Linked DNA regions of Homo sapiens: region 2 is linked to region 1. Evidence: read pairs that join two places in POLR2A ChIA-PET (ENCODE). Cell type or tissue: HepG2. All regions are shown on one strand. Links, peaks and the distances in the headings refer to the core of each region. The heading gives the core; the rest is flanking DNA. Region 1 overlaps ZNF511-PRAP1 (ZNF511-PRAP1 readthrough). Region 2 overlaps ADAM8 (ADAM metallopeptidase domain 8).

Region 1 (2,895 bases), core at 268-2,767:
GCGCCCAGCCATTCGGGGCCACTACCGGTCTCCGCCTCTTGATGGTATTGGTCCCCCAGGCCCAGCTGTTTTCTCTTTATCTCTTTGTCTTGTGTCTTTATTTCTTACAATCTCTCGTCTCCGCACATGGGGAGAACACCTGCTAAGCCCCTTAGGACTGGACCCTACAGTGATCTGCCCACCTTGGCCTCCCAAAGTGCTGGGATGACAGGCGTGAGCCATTGCGCCCAGCCGAGAATTGATTGTTAAAGAGTCTGGTATGGCCAGGTGCAATGGCTCACACCTGTCATCCCAGCACTTTGGGAGGCCAAGGCAGGTGGATCACTTGAGTTCAAGACCAGCCTGGGCAACGTTTCAAAACCCTGTCTCTACAAAAGAGATGATATGGTCAATGTCTGTAACCCCAGCTACTCAGGAGGCTGAGATGGGAGGATCACTTGAGCCCAAGAGGTGGAGGCTGCAGCAAGCTGTGATTGTGCCACTGCACTCCAGCCTGGGCAACAGAGCATACCCTGTCTCAAAAAAAGAAAAAGAACCTAGCACCTCCCTCCATCCTTCTCCTGCTTCCTCTCTGGCCCTGTGGTCTCTGCACACCAGGCCTGCTTCCCCATCCAGCATACGTGGACACAGCCTGAGGCCCCACCAAAAGCAGATGCTGATGCTGTGCTTCTTGTACAGCCTCCAGAACTGTGAGCCAAATAAACCTCCTTTTTTTTACAGCAACACTAAAGGGATTAGGGCATCAGCCACTGGGCAATCTCAGTAAAGGGTGCATGGGAGTTCTTTACATGATCACAGTTGTTCTCCAAATTTGAAATTATCTCGAAATGTTAAAAAAAAAAATACAGACTGGGCGTGGTGGCTCACGCCTGTAATCCCAGTACTTTGGGAGGCTGACGTGGATGGATCATGAAGTCAGGAGATTGAGACCATCCTGGCTATCATGGTGAAACCCCATCTCTACTAAAAATACAAAAACTTAGCTGGGCGCGATGGCGGGCGCCTGTAGTCCCAGCTACTCAGGAGGCTGAGGCAGGAGAATGGTGTGAACTCGGGAGGCGGAGCTTGCAGTGAGCCGAGACCGTGCCACTGCACTCCAGCCTGGGTGACAGAGCGAGACTCCATCTCAAAAAAATAATAATAATAAGGCCGGGCGCGGTGGCTCACATCTGTAATCCCAGCACTTTGGGAGGCCGACGCGGGCGGATCACGAGATCAGGAGATTGAGATCATCCTTGCTAACGCAGTGAAACCCCGTCTCTACTAAAAATACAAAAAATTAGCTGGGCGTAGTGGCGGGCGCCTGTAGTCCCAGATACTCAGGAAGCTGAGGCAGGAGAATGGTGGGAACCCGGGAGGCGGAGCTTGCAGTGACCTGAGACCGCGCCACTGCGCTCCAGCCCGGGCGACAGAGCTAGACTCCCTCTCAAAATAATAATAATAATAATAATAATAATAATAATAATAATAATAATAAAATACAGGGGAAAGCTGTATTTTAATTCAAACATCGGCCATGCAGAGACTCCCTGCCCCCATATATCCCAGCTGACGCCCCAGGCCCCGGGCCCCCCTCCCTTGCAGGCCATCAGGGCCAATTCAGTTCTGCGTGTGCTTGTTCATCTGGCCAATGCCCTTAGAAGCCCAGCAGTGAAGGGTGTGGTGTGCATGGCCCTGCCTTCCCTGACCCCACCTGGCTGGCTTCCAGCTCACCATGGCTTCCCTGGCAGGCCCAGTTCACAGGCTTCCTGGGCACTGCCGCTGTTCCAAAGCAGGCCAGTCCCACTGAGCTGGGAAGCTGCCTAGACCCGCACCTAGCCAGCAAGCCTGGGAGCCAATGGTGGGGGGCTTCCATCCACCAATGGTCGGGGGCTGGGGTGGGCGGGGCTGCAGAGCCGCTGCTGGCTGGGGTGGGCGGGGCTGCAGTGCTGCAATTGGCTGGGGTGGGCGGGGCTGCAGTGCTGCAATTGGCTGGGGTGGGCGGGGCTGCAGAGCTGCTGCTGGCTGGGGTGGGCGGGGCTGCAGAGCTGCTGCTGGCTGGGGTGGGCGGGGCTGCAGAGCTGCTGCTGGCTGGGGTGGTGCAGGTGGTGGGTGAGATCTGCCGGAAGTCCATTCCCTGTAGTGTTCAGTGCCGGGAGTTGGCTGGGGCTGGGGTGGGGATGCTGGGGCTGGGGTGGGGATGCTGGGGCTGGGGTGGGGATGCTGGGGGAGACTCATGGCAGCTCCAGGCTCCCCTGGCGTTTCAGCCTCACCATCTTTCATCTGGCTCCAGGGACACGGGAGACCCCAGCCCCCAGGAACCAGAGCTCACCCCTCATCAGGCCCCACTCCCCACTCAGACGCCCCCATTCACTCCTTTCTTCACTTGGTCATTTATGCCTGTGGGCCACACATCTAGGAGGCAGGAGCTGCTCATGGGTGCCGCCCAGAACCAGGGGTCCCCCGGGAGGCAGACACTCCTGTCAGAGGGGGAACGCCCGGGGCCCAGGCCCAGCACCAGGTAGATGGGGGCGGGGGGTCGGGGAACCAGCAGGACAAGGGGCTGGGCAGCGGATAGGGATGGACCCGAGGCTCCCCTGGGTGGGCCGGAGCCCCGCCATTAAGGCACATCCCGGTGGGGCTTGGACAAGGCCCGGACCACGCAGCGCGAGGATGCGCGTGCTCCGCCTGGGCGCACCACGGCTTCCTGGGAGCTGCCCCCCACGGGGTCTCTCCTGGGTCCTTCGGGGGTCCCTGGGGGGAGCACAATGCCGGCCTCACTCACAACTGGCGGGGTGGGGGGCGGGAGAAAGGCCAGCCCGGCAGAGGACGCGCAGGAGAGATGGAAGCCTCCGGTGGACGTGAAATCTTTACTTAGAGAAAAGCGACAGAGTCAGAGACCCACGGGGGCGGGGC
Region 2 (2,895 bases), core at 107-2,606, 53 kb before region 1:
CCATGGTTGTGGCACTGGGCAGAGCAGTTGCTGGATCTGTAAACGTGTAAGTCCTGGCAACGTCCTTTCCAGCAAACCTGGGGGTAGGAGGCGTCTCTCAGGCAGCCGCTCTGGACCTCTGCCCCGCCAGCGTCCCTTGAAACTGCATGGTAAGCTGGGGGTGGGCTGTGGTCACCACGTCCAAGGTGGCTGTGCTTCAGCCCATCTGCCGGCTGCCTACCCCCAAAGCCCCTGGGAAGTGGCCCTCCTGGGGCACGTGGCCGCCGGCGACGGCCATCAGATGAACTGAGAACCATGTCTCTCCCCACCCCCGGAAACCTTTCAGTCTCTACTAGAAGCGCGGAGAGAACTCTGTTCCCATGGCCTCGAGCAGCTGCCAAGCTCAGAAACGCATCTGCACCCACGTGGGGCACATGCCCGGGATGCCTGGGGGGTGGCGCGGCCTCTGAGCCAGGGGCTCACCTTCTCTGGTCCACACCGGGTGCCCTCGGGCACTGGTTCATACGCAGTGCCATCCTCTGTGGTGAGCGCGTGGCACACATCCACGATGCAGATGGCACGCCCCAGGGGCTGCTGCCCACCCTTGCACTGCAGAACGCCACACATGTCAGCCCTGTGGATGGACGGCAGGTCGTGGGCCAGCTTGCCTGGGAGCATGCTGGGGAGCCCAGGAGCCACAGTGACCCACCTCCCTCCCACAACACGGTGCGCTTGAGCCTGGGGTCCATGGGTCCAGAGCAGACCCTCATGGGAGCAGGACCCTTTGCAGAGGCCCTTCTGGGGCTGACCCCGCTGTGGGAACAGCACATGTCCTGGGCCCAGGGCGGTCTCAGCTCACCTGTACCGGCTGGCCTTGCAGCCTGGTAGGATGTCATAGGAGAAGCAGGACTCCTCGGCAGCCTGCCCACCTGTGGGACCAGAAGCGGGTTAGCCCTGGCAAGGCCTGCAGCCACCCTGCCAGGCCAGCTCTGTGCCCACTTCACCTGGCCCCCAGAAGGCCTGGCACTGCTGGGCCAGTGTGGGACAGGCCCCGTTGTAGCAGTAGCCCCCGGAGCAGGGCGTGCCGTTCTCCTGGAAGGCGTCTTCCGGGCACTCAGGGTGCCGGCCGTCACAGAACTCCTCGAGGTCACACATGTCCTTCTTGGGACGGCACAGCTCACCAGCCGGCTTCACCTGGCCCAGCAGAGAACAGCTCACCATGGGGACAGGTCCACGCAAGCTGCCTGGTCCCTGGTGCCCCAGGGTCCCTTCCCACCTGCCAGCCATGGGCTCTGGGGGTCACTGGTGGGAGGCTGCACTCACCTTGCACTCCTGGCAGCAGGTACCGTGCGCACACTGGGCCCCCTCAGCCAGCTGGCAGGTGGTAGAGTTGCAGCAGCGGTTCCGGCAGTCCTGGGGCGACGGCAAAGGCCTTGGCAGGCTGCACTGGGGCCGGGCTGGGCTCCAGGGCGGACCTGGCCGCCTCCCCTGACCACTGGGGTGCCCTGCAGCCACTCCCTCCCTGTGACCGCTCTGGACACCCACAGAGCCCCAAGTTCCACGTGTGGATGTGCAGTGGTCACCCTGGCCTGAAGGGACAGAGGTTGTGGCACCCAGTGCTGACGGGAGCAGGTATGGGGCATGGACGCACCTCGGGGGGGCCGCAGTCGCACTGCTCCCCACGCTCCACAAACAGGTTCCCACACACGGGGCCGCCCACCAGGTGGCTGAGGTCAGGGGCGTTGGCGAGGCACACCGACTGCGGCCGCTCCAAAAAGCTCTCCAGGTAGGCCTGGCTGCAGTCACTGAACATCCTGGGGAAACTGGAGCTGGGGAGGCGGGGCAGCATTGGGGGAGGCGGCCTGGCCCCTTCCCCACCCACCTCGTACCTCCAGCATACCCTGGCTCTGCAGGGCCTGGCCGCCTCACCCAATGCTGCCCGCCATGATGCAGCGGCCGGCCTCGAAGCGTTCCTGGCAGCGGCAGCCCTGGACGTTCTCATCATGGTCCATGCCCAGGTTGTGGCCCATCTCATGGGCCATGGTACAGGCCACGCCCACGGGGTTCTTGCTGTGGTCCTGCAGGAGGGTCTGTGCTCTCAGGAACCATGTGGCCAACTCCCCACGCCTGCCACCCTCACCCCACCAGGGCCCAGGACTTGGCACAGCTTCCCGCCAACACCACCTTAAAACATAAAATCAGGCATTAAACCTGGCCTGAGGGGAGGTGGCCTGCTCCAGAGACCTGGACCGAGGCGTCCCCTCCCCTATCCAGCTCTGGCCTCGGCCTGGCAAACCCGGGCAGGAGCCCCCTCACCTGGTTCACAGCCCCTGAGCTGTGGGAGCACATGGCGGACACCCTGGCAAACCCCACGGTAGTCCCGGTGAAGTCGACACCCCTGGAAGTGGGAGTGACACAGATGCCCTGGACACGGCTCCCTCCCCACTTCCCTCCCACCCCAGCCCTGCTCTCCCTTCCACCCCACCCTGCCCGCCCTCCCTCCCCAGCCCTCCCCACCCTGCCCGCTCCGCCAGCTCACGTGATGAGCTGTACGTTGTCATGCAGGTGCCGCCGTGTCCGTTGCCGTGCCTGCCAGGTCAGGAGGTTCTCCAGTGTGACACTGGGGTCGGGGCTGACGTGGAACCTGTCCTGACTATTCCAAATCTCCAGGCCCACCAGGACCACACGGAAGTTGAGTTTCTGATATAGCTGGAGAGGTGGTGGAGTCCTGGGGGTCAGGCAGGGTGGCGGAAGGTACAGCAGGGAGGGTGGGTGGCGGAGGATGCACCTGTCCCACGGCGAGGTGGGGCCAGGCACAGGTGCGGGGCAGAGCTGGAGCAGGTGGAATGAACCCTGTGGCAACACCCCCCCCACCTCCCGCCAGGGGCTCTGGCACCTCTGCAGCCAGGACCGCTG

The links. ChIA-PET counts read pairs that join two places held together with the same protein. Peaks named below come from ENCODE experiments on the same cell type or tissue, not always from the same donor. Only the 100,000 strongest peaks of a DNase experiment are listed, where the experiment ranks them.
Region 2: POLR2A ChIA-PET joins it to region 1 with 8 read pairs; 6 of 35 experiments call an interaction of 5 or more read pairs at or near these places.

The regions. Positions count from the first base shown.
Region 1 is chr10:133,322,593-133,325,487 of GRCh38, forward strand. All of the region lies in intron 5 of ZNF511-PRAP1 (ZNF511-PRAP1 readthrough), which reads left to right. CALY (calcyon neuron specific vesicular protein) reads right to left here. Exons shown (of 6, transcript NM_015722.4): 6 at 1,480-2,895. Among named protein-coding and RNA genes, the nearest start is that of CALY, 13 kb to the right of the region's middle. RefSeq lists a silencer at 1,971-2,020. In HepG2, for the core only: no CTCF peak of the experiment used is centred there; DNase peaks (open chromatin) are centred at 1,689 and 1,999; H3K4me3 peaks cover 690 bases; H3K27me3 peaks cover 439 bases.
Region 2 is chr10:133,269,898-133,272,792 of GRCh38, forward strand. It overlaps ADAM8 (ADAM metallopeptidase domain 8), which reads right to left. Exons shown (of 23, transcript NM_001109.5): 9 at 2,519-2,688; 10 at 2,296-2,377; 11 at 1,909-2,057; 12 at 1,631-1,808; 13 at 1,303-1,392; 14 at 984-1,173; 15 at 839-908; 16 at 463-613; 17 at 1-77. Among named protein-coding and RNA genes, the nearest start is that of ADAM8, 5.5 kb to the right of the region's middle. RefSeq lists an enhancer at 612-1,368. In HepG2, for the core only: no CTCF peak of the experiment used is centred there; no DNase peak of the experiment used is centred there.